Linked DNA regions of Homo sapiens: all the other regions are linked to region 3. The links are chromatin loops, found by intact Hi-C in ENCODE. Cell type or tissue: heart left ventricle. All regions are shown on one strand.

Region 1 (5,000 bases), 90 kb after region 3:
TGTGGGCTACGTCTGGGCGGCCCAGAAGCATGCTGACAGAAGCAGAGTGCTGGGGCACTAGGAAGGCTCTTCCTGCTTGGCTGCCACAGCTGATTCAGCAGGAGAAAACCGAGATCATCCTGTTCTCACAGGAAAGTGCAACCTGACCGAAATAAGAACACACGGGCATTTTGGCCAGGATTTTGAAGAATTTTACTTTCACACACTGCACTTTTATTCTCCTTGTGGTTGGAATGAAGAAATAGACACTCAGTGAATTGAAGTGCTTTAAAGAACCGAAAATGTGGTCACAGTGCCATCACGTGATGTGAACTATCTGCTGGATGAAATGTTCAAGAGTGCTGGAGAGAGACCAAGAGTTTATCCAAGACAGTCTCGTCTTATGAGTAAGACAACTGAGGTCCGAGATCATATCACTGGCCAGTGGTTTGTTGGGGCCAAGACTATGCCCCTTCACTCTCACTCAGTGGTCTTTCCTTTAAAAGAAAGATATCTTTGTTAGGAGAGCAGGTGGGAACATTTGTACTGACATGAAGACAATAAAATTATATGGATACTTTCTGATTTCTCTGGTTTCCATTATTTAAAGATAGTGAGTTATATCTAAAGGAAAACTTAAGAGGATGGCTTTGATCTTCCAGCCTATGAAGGAGGTGGGTTAGGGTGAATAGAGATTGCAGGGTGTGGCTAGGTCATCAGGATTCCTTTCAAGAACAAGAACAGAGCAACTTAAATTTCCTGTGATCTGACAAGACGCAATCATATAAAAAAGAAATCTAGGAAGCCCTCCTGAGAGACCCTACATAGGGAAAATCAGCTGCTGTCATGCAAATGAAATCACCAACTGACCAACCCATTGCAGAAAGCCCTTACAACCAAGAACACCACAAGCAAAGAAATACACTTTGGGCCAGGCACAGTGGCTCATGCCTGTAATCCCAGCACTTTGGGAGGCTGAGGCAGGCAGATTACCTGAGGTGTTCAAATAGCCTACCATACATGTAGGCTATATGGTGTGGCCTATGCTCTCAGGCTACAAACCTGTACATGTGACTAATGAATACTGTATGCAATTGTAACACAATGGTAAGTATTTGTGCATCTAAACATAGGAAAGTTACACCTGAGGCCAGGAGTTCAAGACCAGCCTGGCCAACATGGCAAAACCCCCTATGTATTAAAAATACAAAAATTAGCCGGGCATGGTGGCGCATTCCTGAAACCCCAACTACTCGGGAGGCTGAGGCAGGAGAATCACTTGAACCTGGGAGGCAGAGGTTGCAGTGAGCCAAGATCATGCCACTGCACTCCAGCCTGGGCAACAGAATAAGACTCCGTCTCAAAAAAAAAAAAAAAAAAATTCACTTTGCATGGTGAGGGTCTTCTTTTCACTTGGATATATAGACCACACCGTGTTTCACATGTGATCAAGTATAAAATATTCCACACTGCAAAATAGCAAGGTATGATTCAAATATAGCAGTGTTCTAGAAATGTAACATTGGTAAAAAATAATGCATCAGGATGAATGCAAATTTTAGCTAAGCCATTCTTCTTATTCTTCTGTTTTTCTTATTATGCCATCTCCTAAAGAATTTCAGGTCAAACTCCAGTTTGAAGGAGCAAATGATACAAATGAGCACCCCACCAAGGGCTATAAAAACAGGTCCCCCAACGCCAACCGAATTAAGAGCGTCTAATATTTTATTGCAGTAATTGAAGCTGATTTTTAAAATAAACTCCATCTGGTGCACCGGGGCTCAGGAAGGTAACCTCTGTCAGTCAGGTGATTAAGACCTTGGGAACAGCAAAGACCTTACTCCAAGTCCCACTGACTTCTGTTAATACCTGAGCAACTGTCAGGAGGGAGATGCCAGAACACACCAATTATTATATGATGAACAGGCAGGCCCAGCAGTCAAATGTGCTGCAGTGATATAGTACCCAGTTGGGCAATTAACTTGTCCCTAGCAAAATTTGTGGACAACAAAGCACTTATAATCTACAGCTGCTATCCACATTGGTCAGTGATTGCACTGAAATTGATTCTTCTCAATAGGCATGGGGTAAAGAGTACAGCAATGTGACATTAGTGGCCCACTCATTTTGCAGAGTCTGCCCATTATCCTCCCCATCATGCAGATAAGCAAGCTGAGACTCAGAGTAATTTGCCCAAGGATACAATAGAGGACCTTGTGCCAGATGGTTGTTGGACTGCTGCCTGGCTTTCTCTGGAGCCAACGGGCAAGGACATTATTGGAATGGGCACTTTCAGGAATCCTTAAAGCATCTCTGGGTCCAATCCGGTTTGCTTTGTTTATCCCCAGCTTTAGCTTGTTTACACAAAAGTTACCTGGAGACTGTGTCATCATTCAAACCCTATAGATACCCAAGCCAGCAAAACCACCACAAGCTCTGGAGCAGCCTCTTGGTGGGCAAGCTTCCTCTAATTCAGGGATTGGCAAACTATGACCCATGGACCAAATCCAGTCCACTGCCTGTTTTATGAATAAAATGTGCTGGAACACAGCCATACTCATTTGTTTCCACATTGCCTATGGCTGATTTCGAGTGACAACAGCAGAGCTGAGTGGTTGTGACAGAGGCAATCTAGCCTCAAAAGCCTAAAATAACTATCTGGCCTTTAGAGAGTTTTCTGGATCCTAACTGGTGGCGTCGCTGCTCAGAAGGGCCTTCATCTGCACTCAGAAGCCTTCACAACACCACCCTCCGCAGTGGGCTGACTCCCTGGTCAATCTTTTCCTTCCTCAAGTGGACTGGACTCAAAAGTACTCATAGGTTCCCTCAGGAAAGGAAAAGCTGCACCTCAGACAAGTTAGGCCTGCCCAAACCGTGAGCCCTGTGACGTTAGAACATTAGCAGCTCAAGAATCCTAATGCAAACCCCAAACAGCAGGTGCCATTCTCTGAAGGTGTTTTGGAAAACATTTTCCAACTCATGGAGACAGAAAAATACAGTCATGTGGGCTGGGTGCGGTGGCTCACGCCTGTAATCCCAGCACTGTGGGAGGCGGAGGCAGGAGGATCACGAAGTCAGGAGATCAAAACCCAGTCTCTACTAAAAATACAAAAAATTAACCGGGCGTGGTGGTGGGCGGCTGTAGTCTCAGCTACTCTAGAGGCTGAGGCAGGAGAATGGCATGAACCCAGGAGGCGGAGCTTGCACTGAGCTGAGATCGCGCCACTGCACTCCAGCCTGGGCAACACAGCGAGACTCAAAAAAAAAAAAAAAAAAAAAAAAAAAAAAAGAAAAGAAAAGAAAAGAAAAAAAAGAAAAAAGAAAAATAAAAATACAGTCATGCATTATAAGTTCTAAACAATGCATCATTAGGTAACTTCATCATTGTGTATACATCAGAGCATACTTACACAAACCTAGATGGCATAGCCTGCTATACATGTAGGCTGTATGCTGTGGCCTATGCTCTCAGGCTACAAACCTGTACAACACGTGATAATAAATACTGTATGCAATTGTAACACAATGGTAAGTATTTGTGCAACATAGAAAAGGTACAGTAAACATATAAAAAATGATATACCTATTACCTATAGAGGATACTAACCATAAGTACAGCCTGCAGAACCGGAAGAATCTCTGGATGGGTGAGTGAGGAATGAATGTGAAGGCCTGGGACATTACTGTACAATGCTGTAGACTTTATGAACACTCTACACTTAGGCTGCACTAAATTAAAAAGTAAAGCACACCACGATGCCACCATGGCTATATCATCACTAGCTTGATAGGAATTTTTTCAGCTACATTATAACCTTACAGGACCCCCTGTCCTATATGCGGTCCATCCTTGACAGAAACACCATTGTGTAGCACATGACTAAATACTAATTATTTTTTCACTACTGTTGGTCACCATCTGTTTATAAGAGACTAGTCCTTTAAAAAACTATTAACATTTCCAGTGATTCAGGACTTCTTTGTTGAAGTGGAATACTTTTGACATGGACAAACGAAGGGGAATTCAAAGTCAGAAAGACTTACTTAGTTCAAATCTTGACTGTCATCTATGGCCTCTAGAACCCTGGAGCAAGTTATTTAGTCTTCCTAGTGCTCAGTTTCTTCGTCTGCAATATGCATTAGGTATCGATTGCTGTGTAACTGACTACCCCAAAACTCAGTGGCTGAAAACCAGCACCCATTATTTGCTCATTGCACTCCATGTGGCCTAAGCTCAGCTGGGCAACGCACGCCTTGGCCACTCATGGCTGTAACTGGCTCACAGCTGGCCTGGGGATGGAGGGTATAAGATGGCCTCAATTCACACAACTGGTACCTTGGTGCCAGCTACCGTCTGGCCCTTCTCCATGGGCCTCTCATCACTCAGTAGTCTGGCCTGGACTTCCTCAAATGAGGGCAGGGACATTCCAAAAAGTGGTAAGGCTCTTTGTGGCTCAGGCCCTGGACCTCACACAACATCGCTTCGGGCACATTCTACCAGTCAATGAAAGCCACAAGGAGTTAAGAAATGGACTCTCCCTCTTAAAGGCCTGCAAATTATTGTGAGCATTTTTCCCCCAGGATGTTCACGCCTTTGTGTATTATGAAGTAACACACGTAGAGTGTTTCGTCAGAGGGTCAGTTCATGAACTTATATGGGGCACACACAAAAAGAACTTCTCTTGTCTCCATCCAGCTTTTGTCAAGATTATATGTCTTAACAAAGACTTTCCTCCCACTAGCCTACATCTAGGTTTTGGCAGCACCTGGAGCCAACCCAACATCTCTTTATGCTTCCACTCGCCAAGTATCCATTTGCTGACTTAATCATCCAAAAGAAGAGTATTTCAAAGTTGGCAATAGTTCCCACATCGTTTTTCTATCAGTAAACCTGGTTTGGAAAGATCACTTTACTGTGGGAAGTAGTCTAAATAAAAAAGGGAAATACCTGGTCAAATTCATTTATCATAATGTGAAGAGGCAGCTGATGGAAGATGTGTCTGGAGTATTTTCACTTGCCT
Region 2 (5,000 bases), 150 kb after region 3:
ACTGGCCCTCTCTATAGTCCATGTTACTGATCAGATATAATAAAGTCAAATTACTACTCCCTTGATATAAGCCAACATACTAAGTAAGTGGCTACAGTCACCTGTATTTAAAAGGAGAGCTGATCATCTACTTCTGTAACAGAAAAACGTGAATTAAACAAGCAGATATGGGAGATTTAGTAAAGAAGGAAATTTCCATGGTATGTGATTGCTTCAATAGGCATTTGTTTCAATGTCCAATTTGGACAACTCTTCAGATGGATAATTTTGAGATACATTAGACCAGGATGTCTGCTTCTCAAAACCTGAAATGTACACTGTCTAGTTTTGTTGGCTTAGCAGTAAATGTACTTTAATAAACAAATGCCAAGTCTCTTAAAATGTATCATTTGTTCTTGGTCAGCTATTGCTAAGATGCTTGATAGGTAGGGTCAAAATGGGGCAAGATGCCCATCTTATCCAGTGATCAGTAGGGGATCCGGCAGCTCCAGGCCCACCTCAAACTGGAGACGGGAGCTCAGTGTCCAGTCACTGCCACCTACACCGTGTTCATCATGCCTGAAGATTAAAGCAATGCCCTCATGAGAGCATGTTCTGGCCTGACTTGATTGCAAAGGCTGGGAAAAGTGCCCACAGAAGGAGTGTCATCTGTTACACAGGAGCTGGTGGTTCTGCCCTAACAGAGGCTGCTCCCCCTAGGAGGCACAGCAGGGAGAAATGGAGAAGGAAGGAGTCTGGCAGTGATATGAACTTTGATCTTTTTGATAAAACATCTTCTACAACATGTTTTAGGGAACAGCTAAAGTCTTTAAGAACACCAAAGCCGGATCTTTCCTCTATTTGCTGAAAGCCAGTCACAGCGATAACAAGAGGAAGATGACAAGTTTTATCCTTATAGAGAACAGGTGGGTCGATGGTTGGAATAAGGCATGAACTAGCTGGGGTGTAGCACAGAATAAAGGGGGCATCTCACCCTACCAGGAGAAGGGCTTTATGGCAGAGGCATCATGCCAAGTGAGCCTGAAAAAGAATGTGGTCCAGGTGGATAACTCTTAGGTTGGCCAGCATTCCCCACTGGTCAGCCATTCTGCATAATTACTAGGTGTTCCTGGATCATCTCTCATATGCTAAAGCTTTGCTGGAAAACCAGGGGAACTAAAGATGACAAGGAGCCTCTTTGACCTCTCAAAAGCCTAGATGGCTACCCACCTAGAGCTTGCAGGGACTCTGCCTCTCATTTCTCCCAAAGGAACATTTCTTGGTGGATGATAAAATACCTCATGTTCCCAGCAAACCCTCAGACTGAAACATAAGAAGTACTTGAGTTGTTGCCAGAGAAACGTTCCAGAGCCAAGTGGACGACTGCTAGGGGTGGCCTTGGGATAAGCTATCCTCCCTCTAGCAGTTTTTGGGAGGAAAAGGTGAAGGTGGAAGTGAGCTGCTCCACTGGGGGAAATGCCTGAGCTAGGCCTCAGTTAGAAATCTACCAAGAGAAATCGCGATGCTCGAATGTCCGAACTGTAGATTTCTGCCTGAAGCACGTCACTGCTCTCAAGCAACCACGATGATCTCAACGCCTATGGTGCTTTGCGATTCAACTCCCATTTACCCCAAAGTTTAATGATTGTCAAAACAAGTCATGTTTTCTTAGTAATAACACGCTTAATTCTTAACTGTCCATTCATTGTTTCGGAAAAATGCTTCGGACAAAGGCAGAGATCACATTTGTGTATGTTTTGCATACTCCATGAGAGACCTTAGAGGCATTAGAACTCCCACAGATTGGTTTTTTACTTCCTTAGGATGGAATTCCTCAGATGTGACAGAAGGACACAGTGACCCTTTCAGGGAAAGCAGCGAGGCATCTGGGACAAAGACAATGTCCACATGGCAAACCGCAAAGCACATGCTTGAAATCCTGGCTTTCTATGCACTTTCCCCCAACTTTTGTTTAGAAGTCAGACGTTGATTTTCATTATCTGCATACTTAACAGGACTGTCATGACATCCCATTACAAACTGTCTTCAAAGAAAGTAGTAAACATAACTTTACTCTTCAAAGATAACATCCCGTCCGTATGTGACTCCCTGCATCTTGCACGGATCATTTACAAACCAAGCATCTCCACGGGGCCCCAGGGTGACATAAACAAACCTTGGAAGGGTGTCAAGAAGCACAAGAATCATCTCTGGAGGCTGTATCTTAATCTTGAATCTTTTGTTACCCCTGCTGTTTTAGAAGGAAAAAAAACAACCAATCATCTTTTTATCTGAGAAATCTGAGCATGAGTGCCTTGGTTAACCAAAATGGGTTAACCTTATATTTGCAACACGAATGCTATTTCTCTCACTACATATTTCGACAGCTGTTCAAAGAAACCTTTTCTGATAAATGCCTACACTCCAAATGTGCTGTGCTTTCTTGGTTCATGCTTCTGCTGTGACACTTATCTCACTGTTTTATAATTAGTCGGACATGAGTCTGTTTCCCAAGCTAGACTGTCCGAGTCATGTCTGTATCCCCAGTGACCGGTGCAGGGCCTGGCCTAGAGTACGACAGAGTAGGTACTCCATAAAAGGTGTGTTGAATTGGGAAAAAAAAAAAAAAAAAAAGCACACAAGTACTCACTGCATCAGTCAGTCCAATCAAAGGAAAGCATGGTACTTACTCTTGAAAACAAAGGTTGAGCCAAAAGTCCTGTCCAGTACAGCTGAAAACATAGTATTTTTACAATGCAGATTTGGTTCTCTAATTTTGCATGCTTTTGGCTGACATTTAGATAAGCATGTACCAGTCAGCAATGTAGAATACGGCCCATAAGTTCATGAATGGCATGAAAGCCCTCTTAGAGTCCAGAATCTGATAATCTGAACCAGTTTATGGGTGGATGATTCCACAGACTCAGATGAGCTAGACTGGAGCCTACTCACTATTTACCATTATTGTTCCAGTTGCAGAATCATTCCAAATTTCAAACAACAGACATATAATGAACTATGGGGCACAACTCCTTAGTTGGGGACTGACTGTAAAGATAAAATTGTGAAGCATCATCATGACATAGTCCCATAAATCACACTACACAAAAAGGAACTGGGCATAGCTGGATTTAGACATTCATTCTTCTCTTATTCCCTTCAGCTACTCTCGGCAGCCTCAGATGCTGTCCTAGGGCACCTCGCTGAGCTTGAAAGCTAATGTTGCACAATGGTTAGACACGGACTCTGGACTCAACCAAGGTTCAAATCGGAACCACTTCCTGTGTGACACTGATTATTTCTTCAAACCCCAGGTTCTGGATTTACCTTATTTAAAAATGGGGATGAACGGCCAGGCGCAGTGGCTCACTCCTGTAATCCCAGCACTTTGGGAGGCTGAGGCAGACGGATCACCTGAGGTCAGGAGTCACGTGAGGTCAAGACCAGCCTGACTAACATGGTGAAACCCCGTCTCTACTAAAAATTAGCTGTGTGTTGTGGCGTGTGCCTGTAGTCCCAGCTACTCAGGAAGCTGAGGCAGGAGAATCTCTTGAATCCAGGAAGCAGAGGTGTAGTGAGCCGATATTGCGCCACTGCACTCCCAGTTTGGGAGGTTGCAGTGAGCTGAGATCGTGCCACTGCACTCCAGCTTGGGTGACAGAGTGAGACTCCGTCTCGAAAAATAATAATAATAAATAAATACAAATGGGGATTAAAAAGTATATAGGTAATGGGGTTATTTTGAAAATTAAAGAGAAATATATGAAACAAGCTACTCAGTAGCATTTGTCACGAGTGTTCAATAAGCATTAGCTATTACTGTTATTTACACAATTCCTTTTCCAGGATTTTCTCTGTACTCCTTACAGGTCAACACCACAATTTAACTTTGTGTTCCAGACCCCTTAGATCCCTACTTCCTAATCATGTCAGAGATTATTTAAGAAACTTGGGCCAAAGTGTTGATGCAAGACAAAATGATTTAGTGTTATTCCTGCCAAATAGCATCTTAGCATTTCTAAGAAGAGTCACCCTCAGCCCTTACCACCTGCTTGAGAGATGTGTTTTAGAGAAGGCACGAGAACAAGCCCCCATTTTAATTTTCACATCAGCAATGAAATGATCTAGGGAAGACTCTTTGAAGTCAAATTTGTCAACTACTCAAGAGAGGTAAGAATTTTCAAGGGGAAACTTTGAAGACTGGATTATGAGCACTTCAAATGGAGCTTTAATAGAAAGTGTTTATTGTGGATGAGTGAAAACGTCTCTCTTGTTCATAATCAAGTTTCTCTTCTACACGGAGTCTTTCCCTTTAGCACATGAAAGTGTTCATGCCTCTCCTGTATTCAAAATAAAAGATTTTCCTCAAATCTACACATTAGATCCTTGCTGCCCATCTGTTTCTATTGGGCCTGTCCAAATCTCTTGAAGCAGTCGTCTATATGTGTCATCTCTTCTCTCATTATCCAGTCTTTGCTCATCCATAATCTGGCTTCTATCCCCCACCTTCCACTTACACAGCTCTCCTGAAGGTCACCAGTGTGCTCTGTGATGGGAAACCCAACAGACTTGAGTTCTTGCATTATGTGACTTGTCATATGTGCATCTGTTGACCAACTCCTCCTTCTTGAAACTTCCCCCTCTATCTTCGAGACAGCACTTTTCTCCTTCCGTGTTTTGGCCACTACTCCCCATACTCGCTTCTGGATTCCTTAGTGTTCTGTTGGGTTCTGTCTTCAACCATCTTCCCTTCTCACTGCACACACATCTTGAAGCATCATCTACTTCCTTGGCTTCAACCACCATTCATATTCCAGTGACTCTCAAAATTAGATCTCCTGCTCACAAATCTCTGTGCCCCAGACTCATATGCAGTGGCTTATTGGACAGTTCCTCTTGCATATATCACAGATGTGTCAAACTTAGTAGGTCCAAATCTGTAATTATCTTAACATCCACCCTCATCACCATTAGAACAGCTCCTTCCTAGGTTTTCGACATGCTACAGAACAGTTCCATTG
Region 3 (5,000 bases):
CGACCACAGCCCTGGAATTACAATTCCCACCACATGTGGCTGCTGTGATGACTGGGCAAGGTAATGCACGGAAAGCTCTCAGCACACAGCTTGGTTGTAGGTAGATGGGAGGCGATGCCCAGCAGTTTTCAGGCCCACCAAACCCCTTAAATTTCCTTTGCCTGATAATCCCAGAACCCTAGAATAACAGGATGAACATGAATAACAAAATGAGGGAACTGAGGTCTGGCGACTTCCTGAAGGTCACCTAGCAAGTATCTGAGGTGGGTTTAGAATGGAGTTGTCCTGAAATTAAGTCCAATACCTTTTCCACAAATCAGATGGTTTCCTTTGGGTTTTTTACCCCTGTTCAATGTACCAATTTATAATCCTATGGAGCTTGAATACTCCTGAGAACCAGAATTATTTAGCTCAATCTCCAACAGACTAAGGCAGGCAAATTTCCATGCAATAATATACTTAGTTGTAAAGGGCTGACGCCTTAACTTTGGTTGTGCTGACTGCAGGAAATGGTGGGCTCCTGCATGAAAAGATGACCCAGGCTCCAGGTTTATTATGTTAATACCTAAGGACAGATGAATGACATCCATCTTTCCCAACTAGTCTTTCATCCACTCCATCTCATCTACTGGTCAATTTACAGAATACCATCATCAATCTAGTCTGTCCATCAATCCATCCATCCATCCATCCATCCATCTATCCATCCATCCAACCATCCATCCATCCTTCCATCCATCTTCCCATCCATTCCATCTTCCTAACCACTTATCAATAAGTCTGTCCATCCATCCAACCTTTCCTTCCTCTTATCCATCTATGGAGCATCTGCTGTTAGCCAGGTCCTGTGTCAGGCACTGAGAATGCAAAGTAAGTGAGGATATCTGTTTAACAATTTTCAATTCACCTTTAAGAATCTAGCCCTGTTGGCAGAGCGGGGCCGCCATGAACAAAAGTTAAAAGCTCATGTTTCTGTCCACTTTTACTTTTACATACTCAGTTAAATTTTCCAAGTGTTAATGTGATTAACCAATTCAACAGCTTCATGATAAGATAAACCTCTTTACCAGATTCTCGACTATTTCATTTAGATCATGGAATGTTAGAACGTATCTTTAGTTCAATCTCTTTTGTAGATGACAGTGAGATCCAGAGAGAGACAGTAACTTGCCTTAGGTCTTTCAGATTGCTGTGCGAAGAGACCACGAACTCAACTGGGTCCCAGCTGGCCGTTTTGGAGGAGTGGGTGCACGCAGTGAGCCTGCTATTGGGAATTCTGTTGAGAACACCTGAGAGCTATCTGTCGGCCAGGCTCCAGGGCAGAAGCTCTGCGGAGTGACCTGTTACATGCAAATTCCTGGGCTGTTTTCTGTTCCTTTGTGGAACTGTCAGAACACAGTGAACCAAGATTAACATTATCCAGAAGACTTGAAGCTCCTCTGACGCAGAAGTACACAGCATGGTAGTAAGGAGAGTAGGCGCTGGTGGAGTTACATGATCAGAACTTGAATACTGATGCTGCTAACTAGTACCTTTTAAATTGGACAAGTCATGGTTTCTGTGAATGCCCATTCTTTGAACGGTAAAAAGGTAACAGCACCTATCACTTGGAGCTGCTACGAGGAGCCAGTGATAAGATATGTAGGTTCCCAGAACAGTGCCCAGCTTATGTTAAGAGCTCTATTCACAGTACTCATTTTTATGTTATTTATTGTCGGTATTACTATGATTCAGTTCTCTACAAAATCAGATATGTGGGGTTGGGACCTTACATCACCTTTTCAATACAGCTCTCAAGGGTTTAAAGATAAACAAGGACTCATACCTTTTGTATATGTAGACCTGGAACATAAAACCTACTCTGATGACGGGTTCACATCCACCTTGTAATTTGTCTACAATAATGTCAACATGGAGCTACAAATAATCTCACATATGCTACATTAACAGTTTACTTAGAAATTGGGGTAGATGTCGCTGCATGTTTTCAATCCTCTCAACTAATGCTGTGGTCACACTTCTGGGAAAAGCCTAGGATGGTATCACTTAACATTTTTTCTTCAACTTGTTCAGATTTTAAAGGTGCAATATTATTGATTAGCCACATGGGGGCATGAAGCTCTAATTTTTCCTGAAGTTGACCAGGACGTCTATCCTAAGCATTAGAAGTTGTAATGCCTTAGATATCTTAGAAAAACCAAACAATGTTCCTGAAATATTTTATATGGGCAGTGTTAGAAATGAACAAAGCATGTTTGTGTTTAAAAGTTGATCGTGCAGATTTGTGTTCTGGCTGTAATATCCAACCCCGGAGGCACATTACAATCACCTGGAGGGCTTTTAAAATATGAATTCTGCTGCACACCACCCGTCTGGGGATGGCAAGGCAACAGTATCAGCATTTTTAAAAAAGCTCCCCAGGTAATTGCAAGGTTGAGAACCGCTGATCTATGGATTAGTGGAGCTTGAAAGTAATATGAAACACCTGGCCATCTGACACTGACCTGTAATAAGTGATGCCAGGGGTCACGGTCACGTTATCAGAAAATAAACAAAAGTTGAAAAATAAAGACTGGCAAGCTAATTACTATTGGAGCCAACATTTCCTTAATTTGTCTCCCTATTGAGGCTACAGACTCCCTGGGGTGACTAAACTGGCTCCGGCTACATATTTTCAAAGAGAAAATCAAAGTGACTGAATGTCCATTAGCCAGACAGCTTGTCTCACTGAGCCTGAAGCCAGTGGATTGCAACCTCTCAAGCCTCAGAGGCAGTCCTGGGGCCACCCTCCCTTCTCTCCTCCTGGATTCCTAACAACCAGCTGAGGTTGTGTTTGATTTCAAATTCCTCTGATTGTAACAATACAGGCATTAGATATGCAAAGTTAAAAAGGAAAACCAAGGAGGAAGAGATGATTTCAGATCACATGTGGTTATACTCAAGAATCACTCTCAATTCATAACAAAATGACCATAACGAAATATTGAGCTTACTAATTAGTCCAAAACAGATGAAAATGCTTATCAGCTTCTGATGTTCCGGAATGTGGGACTCTTTTTGGCCTGTGACATTTCTTATTGCTGAATTGAATGTTTGGATGTGTAATAATTCATCTTTTAGATATTTTGAGGAAAGTCCTCTGCTTAGAAGGTGTGGAGGCTGGGTATATTTCTTAGATGGAGGACTAAGAAATGAGGCGTGGGCCAGGAGCTGTGGCTCACGCCTGTAATCCCAGCACATTGGGAGGTCAAGGCAGGCAGATCGCCTGAGATCGGGAGTTCGAGACCAGCCTGGCCAAGATGGTGAAACCCCATCTCTACCAAAAATACAAAAAGGTTTAGCTGGGCATGGTGGCGCACGTCTGTAATCCCAGCTACTTGGGAGGCTGAGGGATGGGAATCGCTTGAACCTGGGAGGCAGAGGTTGCAGTGAGCGGATATCGCGCCACTGCACTCCAGCCTGGGTGACAGAGGGAGACTCTGTCTCAAAAATAAATAAATAAATAAATAAATAAATAAATAATAAAATAAAAATAAAAAAATGAGGTCTTCACATGGAATCACAGGGCTTGTATCACTTATGCTAAGTCATACCAAATTATGAAAAATGTCTGAAAGGGTGAAAGGGTCTTCAAAGCTCATGTAGTTCAACCTTCTCATTTACAGATAAGGCAACTGAGGCCCAGAGACCCGCTCATTGTTGCTCAGTTAATACTGAACCAACTTTGGTTCCGCATTACTTCAAACTGTCAAGCCTAGGAACTTTCCACTGCATCACAGCTGTTAAAGAAATGATCCCCTTCCCCGCCACCACTGGCCCTTGCTGGGCCACACTGCTGAAGAGTGGAGGCACTTTTTTTTTTTTTTTTTTGCCAGAACCATCAAAGCCAGCCCCCACCTTCCCAGCAGTCCAATCTCTTGAATCATGACTTTAATGTTCAGGGCATGCAACGGCCTGTCCTTTCTCATAATTTTAATTATGTGTATGAATTGCTTCCCTCTACCCTTCTCTCTACCCTTGAGTTTCTACTTTCAAATATTCCTGGTTACTGGTGTTTCAATTTTGTTTTACTGAAATATAAAATCAAATGCTAGTCCTCTGTGCATAGGTGATAAATTCAGTGGAGACAAATTACTGAAAATACTGTAGAAGGGTGCTGCTGGAGAGCACCCTTAGTAGAGTCATATCAGGTTTCCCTTTTAAGACTATTTGCAATTGCTATATTTGGGGAAGGATGTCAATGGAAGAGAAAGAGGAGAGGATTCCCAGCCAGGTGTAATCTTTTTTTTTTTTTTTTTTTTTGAGACAGAGTTTCGCCCTTGTTGCCCAAGCCAAGTGCAATGGTGTGATCTCGGCTCACTGCAACCTCAGCCTCCTGGGTTCAAGCGATTCTCCTGCCTTAGCTTCCCAAGTAGCTGGGATTACAGGCGCCTGCCACCACGCCCAGCTAATGTTTTGTATTTTTAGTAGAGACGGGGTTTCACCATGTTGGCCAGGCTGGTCTTGAACTTCTGACCTCAGGCGTTCCTACCGCCTCAGCCTCCCAAAGTGCTGGGATTATAGGCCTGAGCTACCATCCCCGGCTGCCAAGTGTCATCTTTTGCAATGAGTTTTGAATGACAGTAAAGCTCAATGATATAACCAGCAGAATGCTCTTGATTAAACAGGACATCCCTCATTATAGTCACTTGTAACTGTCTCTCAATATGGCAGAATGGAAGGTAGTATCCTACTTCCATTCATCAGATGCCATGCAGTCTACAGAAAACACTCCTCTCTGGACTCCGGCCGCTTCATCTGCTGATATCAACATCCTTGCCTGAACGTTGACCAGTTGGCTTATCGTTTGGCCCCAGAGCTAAGATCTTTGATGCTAAGTTGATATTTTCTAAACTGTTCTTCAGGATACCATCACTTGTGATATGTCTGTAGGAATAATTTTGGGTTTAATCAAAGTTTCTTTTCTTTTTTTTTTGAGACAGGGTGGAGTGCAGTGGTGC
Region 4 (5,000 bases), 170 kb after region 3:
GTGCCAGATTCTGCCAGGTGCAGTGGCTCACGCCCACAATCCGGGTACTTTGGGAGGCCAAGGTGGGCAGATCGCTTGAGCCCAAGAGTTCAAGACCAGCCTGGGCAACATAACGACACCCCGTCTCTACAAAAAATACAAAAAATTATCCGAGTGTGGTGGTGCATGCCTGTAGTCCCAGCTACTCGGGAGGCTGAGGTGGGAGAATCACCTGAGCCTGGGGGCAAGCTGAGACTGCAGTGAATTTTGATCGTGCCACTGCACTCCAGCCTGGGCAACAGAGTGATATCCAGCCTCAAAAAAGAAATCCAGATTCAGACTTCCATCTTTTTGGATATTCTTTATTTTTAATTAGTAAATATTACACAAGGATCCACTAAGTGGAAGCTACTATTTTTCATTAAAAATAATAAGGAGAATATGCTTTTTCTTATATTGGATTCTCTTGGGACAAAATGGTATTTTTTCCTAACTTTTCTCTTCCAGTCTTACTGCCCCTACTCCAAGAGACATGAGGTGATGGAAAAAATCTATCTTAATGCTCTTCCAGCCTAAAGATGGCAGCTTTTTACCTGATCATGTCAATAGTCCAATTCATGCTCCAGACCAACAGGGCTGCCATGGACATTCCCTGTAACCACCGCGATGTCCATGGCTTCGTGGGATGGATGGGAGTCATAAGATATGACGGGATAGAACACGTTCCAAAACCTGGGATCAGGCCTTCTAATCTAACCTGAGACAATCAAGTAGCCTTGGGAAAGGGCTTCTTCATTCAAGTCAGCTCCTCACCCGAGGACCCAGACCTGTATGTCCAAGTGCCAGTCCTTCCTCTCAAGTGGAACAAAATCCATGCTGAACTACTGAGCTCCCCAAATCTGCTTTCTAGGCCACCAACCTGCCTAGCTATAACCAAAAACTCAGAGCCATCCTTGACTTCTGTCCTCACCCCAAATTAGCAAGTCCTATTAGTACCACTTTTAAAACACTCAAAATCCAACCATTTGTCACCTCTCCTCTGCTACCTCTGAGTTCAGCCAGCACCCTCTCATCATTATCACTGCCACAGCCTCCTAAGGGATCCCATTTATACCCTTTTCCCCTAGGATGTATGCACAGCCAGCAGCCAGGGTAGTCTGGGACATACATGAGATCCTGTCACTCCTCTGTTCAAACTCTCCAAGGGCTCCCATGCCTCTTGGAGTAAGAGGTGCCTGCAATGGCTCATAAAGCCCACTGACCTCATCTACTCATGATACTCAGTGAGTCTCAGGTTTCTTCCCTGCTACTAACTAAAGGCCATTGCACTGCTAATTTCTTCTTCCCAGAATCATCTTCCCCCAGGTATCATGTAACTGACTCCCTCATCTCTTTCTGGTCTTTGCTCAAAGGTCATCTTCAAGGAGACCCCCTCAGAAGACACTGTGTCGCTACAACTCCCTGTCCCAGCCATTTCCAATGCTGCTGTTTTTCCCTTCATTTTCATCATTTCATCTTCCTAATACATAGTATTGTTCAACTGAGTGTGCTGTTTATGTGCCTCTCTCCCTTTCTCCTTTAGAGAGTAAGTTCCTCAACCACTGGACTTTTGTCTGTTTTGTTCATGAATACATTCCCAGGATCTAGAACACTGCCCAGCACAGAGTGAGTTCCATGAATACATGATTAAGAAAGGAGTGGTAACGGGAAGTTATATCATCTCAAGACATACTTTCCATCAAGAAGTCACTTGCTTTTTGCTAACAGAGAAGTCAGGAATAGAAAACAGCATAGTATTCTCGAGTAGTCTCCGAGAGCCCTGGCTGGGAGATGGTTTCCTGAGAAGATGGTGGATTATCAAAAACAGACAGGCATATGTGCCTGGAGGTTCTCAACAGCTTGTCGGGGGAAGGTGGGCCGGTGCCTTCAGGGGGAGGTAGCAGGCGAGCCAGGAGGGCTCATGGAGGATGTGTACACCAAGTTTTTAGGCCCATCACAAACTTCATCCCAGTTCTCTGCGTGACCATTTATTAGCAAGGCTCTGAAGAATGGACATACTGCAGGGGCACACTGCAGTCTGCAGGGAAAAGAAAGTTTCCAGAAAAGGAGCCTACTTTCTATTTTGCAATACCACTGACAGAACACACTCTACTGGCTCGCCAAGATCCAGCTGTATAAGGAAACAGGAGTTTTCCAGGCCCCCTGGGGACCAGTAAACCAGCCACCATGTGCGGCAAAGCTGTGACAAGCAGGCAAGACTTTGACCTCCGCCTCATGCTCGTGCTCTGTTAGGCTCTGACATTAAAGGGGGCAGCTCGCCAACAAACTGCTGGCAGGAGGAAGATAAATTTATTATTTGAAAGCCTTTTGGGCAAAAAAAAAAAAAAGTCATTTAATCTTCCTTCATAAACAGCTCTTTTTATAACACATTTGTGTTGAGATCATAGTCAAGGTAATTAGAAATGTATTTGGTCTTTACTTTCTCATTAAGGTGTTGAAGCACTGGCAATTTGCTCTAAAATTCAGTGGCTTAGGAAAACCACCATTTTATGATATCTTACACTTTTGTGGGTCAAGGATTTGGGCAAGGCTCAGCTGGGAGGATCTTCTGTTTGGGTGTGGCATTAAAGGTCCCATTGTGTCACTTAACTGGCAGATGGGCTGGCTAGAGGATGCAAGCAGGCATTCTCATGTCTGGTATCTTTGCAAGGATGGCTGGAAGGCTCAGCTGGGACTGTCACCAGAACACGTAAGTGTGACCTCTCCAGCATGATGGTCTCAGGTTGAACCTCCTAAGTGGTGGATCTAGGCTCTAAGATTAAGGGTCCCAATGAACAAGGCTGCATGTTCATGTTTTAAAACCATCACAGGGTTGTTCCTAGATTACCTACACAATGTATCTTTGATTTTGTACCCACAGTGGGATTCAGGTGCTCACTGGCCTCCCTACCTAACAACTCAATCATTTCAGCCATTAATTAAGCCCGTTTAGAGATCTAGCAATGTGCAAACACTGGCAGATATCAAAGGAAATGGCACATGGCTTGCAATGAGTGAACATATACAATGGCCAAGGTCATAGACATCTGTTCTTTTAGCTTGCCTAGCATCCAAGCTTTATTTTGGAAATGGTACTTCCATTTTCTTTTGGGGAATGATGACTTTTCCTGTCATCTCATGCGATTCAGGTGGTCCCATGACCTAGATGTGGCCAAGCAGAATACAACTTACTTGCCCACTCTCAGCATGGCAGTTGTTCAAATATTGATATGTAGCTCAACAAGAGTACATTCCAGTACTTTTCTATGATCTGGAGAAAAAAAAAAGGCATGAAGGATAGCGAGAGGGGAGCACCAGAAAGTAATTTCATAAGCAGAACCAAGGGAAAGAGGCTGAATCCTGATGATAGGGTTTCAGGCTGCCTGAAGCCAGCCTATCCCTAGAATTTGCAGTTACATAAGCCAATAAACTTCCTTTGTTGGCTGTGAACAATTCTGAATTGGGTTTCTTTCACTTGCTACCGAGAGTGCCGACTTGAATCCAGAAACAATGAGAGAGGACAACATAGTATTGGGATCAATGGAAACACTCCAAAAGATTAAAAGGCACTTATGGAATGAGCCTCTAATGCTAGATGTCAAAGGCCATTGAAATAAGGATCTCTGAGCAGTAGAGCCCAGATCAGCTACCTGCAAATCACACCATGCAGGTTGTAGACTACTGGACTATGTGAGAGCAGCATGGTTCAAGTCACTTTGCTGCAACTCACTCCAAAATGCCTACTTCTTGGCTTCTTGAATTAAACCAAATAACACCAACTTAAGAAGCACTGGGCACTAAATAGCTTAGAGTTGCCACCTTTTCCCACTAGGTGGCAGCTCTGCATCAGGGAGGTAGAAATTTGGGGTCTGACAAACTGACTAGAATTAGGACCCTTAAAAGCGAAGTACTGGTGGTTTGGATGCCATCTTAGAGTAAGAAGATAATAGGAAATGTAAGATGCCAAAAACCTAGAAAAGTCAACCATTCATTTAGTATCTACTCTGTATTTAGCACTGGGCTGCTGTATCCTGTAGATTCAAACAAAATCCAACACAGATGTCCTTAAGAATTAAAATATTGCTGAGAAGCCAAGACCAACCTGCAAAAGCTTTAAGGTTCAAAACAAGAGAACAAATAACTAAGCATTGAATTTTCTGCTCTAGGCAGAAAGGGCTGTAGGGATCTCCACAGTCTCAGTGTTGGAGTCCTCCCAAGCTATTCACTTCATTGATGAGGAAACCAAGGCCCCCAAAAATGGCACAATGGCCTCAGGATCACGAGGGCACTGACAGTTGAGCAGGCAAGGAAGGGCTCATTTATAGGCATTCTGGGCTGGGACCTGACAATTGGGAACAATCTGGTTTTTTTGAGACTGAGTCTTGCTCTATTGCCCAGGCTGGAGTGCAGTGGCTCACTGCAACCTCTGCCTCCCAGGTTCAAGCGATTCTCGTGCCTCAGCCTCAGCTAGGATTACAGGCATCCGCCACCATGCCTGGCTAATTTTTGTATTTTTAGTACAGATGGGGTTTCACTATGTTGGCCAGGCTGGTCTTGAACTCGTGGCCTCAGGTCATCTACCTGCCTCGGCCTCCCAAAGTGCTGGAATTACAGGCGTGAGCCACTGTGCCCAGCCTTTAAATTTTTGTTTTGTATTGTTTTTGTTTTTGAGATGGAGTCTTACTCTATGGCCCAGGCTGGAGTGCAGTGGCACGATCTTGGCTCACCGCAACTTCCAACCTCCCAGGTTCAAGCTAGTCTCCTGCCTCGGCCTCCTGAGTAGCTGGGATTACAGGTGCACACCACCACACCTGGCTAATTTTTATTTTATTTGTTTTATTTTATTTTTTTAATAGAGACGGGGTTTCACCATGTTGGCCAGGCTGGTCTCGAACTCCTGACCTCGGGTGATCCACCCTCCTCTGCCTCTCAAAGTGCTGGGATTACAGGTGTGAGCCACCGCGCCTGGCGAGGAACAATCT

Evidence for each region. A loop is a pair of places that touch in the nucleus more often than their neighbours do. Peaks named below come from ENCODE experiments on the same cell type or tissue, not always from the same donor. Only the 100,000 strongest peaks of a DNase experiment are listed, where the experiment ranks them.
Region 1: a loop joins it to region 3, with 2.8 times the contacts of the local background. A loop is called at or near these places in 11 of 110 quality-filtered maps.
Region 2: a loop joins it to region 3, with 4 times the contacts of the local background. A loop is called at or near these places in 11 of 110 quality-filtered maps.
Region 4: a loop joins it to region 3, with 2.9 times the contacts of the local background. A loop is called at or near these places in 25 of 110 quality-filtered maps.

Annotation. Positions count from the first base shown.
Region 1 is chr18:59,547,762-59,552,761 of GRCh38, forward strand. The region is part of intron 2 of CCBE1 (collagen and calcium binding EGF domains 1); the gene reads right to left. Among named protein-coding and RNA genes, the nearest start is that of CCBE1, 150 kb to the right of the region's middle. RefSeq lists an enhancer at 1-209. In heart left ventricle, no CTCF peak of the experiment used is centred here; a DNase peak (open chromatin) is centred at 2,216; H3K27ac peaks cover 580 bases.
Region 2 is chr18:59,604,464-59,609,463 of GRCh38, forward strand. All of the region lies in intron 2 of CCBE1 (collagen and calcium binding EGF domains 1), which reads right to left. Among named protein-coding and RNA genes, the nearest start is that of CCBE1, 90 kb to the right of the region's middle. In heart left ventricle, no CTCF peak of the experiment used is centred here; no DNase peak of the experiment used is centred here; H3K27ac peaks cover 434 bases.
Region 3 is chr18:59,457,449-59,462,448 of GRCh38, forward strand. The region is part of intron 5 of CCBE1 (collagen and calcium binding EGF domains 1); the gene reads right to left. Among named protein-coding and RNA genes, the nearest start is that of LMAN1, 100 kb to the left of the region's middle. In heart left ventricle, a CTCF peak has its summit at 2,093 (motif pointing right); no DNase peak of the experiment used is centred here.
Region 4 is chr18:59,627,920-59,632,919 of GRCh38, forward strand. The region is part of intron 2 of CCBE1 (collagen and calcium binding EGF domains 1); the gene reads right to left. Among named protein-coding and RNA genes, the nearest start is that of CCBE1, 67 kb to the right of the region's middle. In heart left ventricle, a CTCF peak has its summit at 3,856 (motif pointing right); a DNase peak (open chromatin) is centred at 2,254.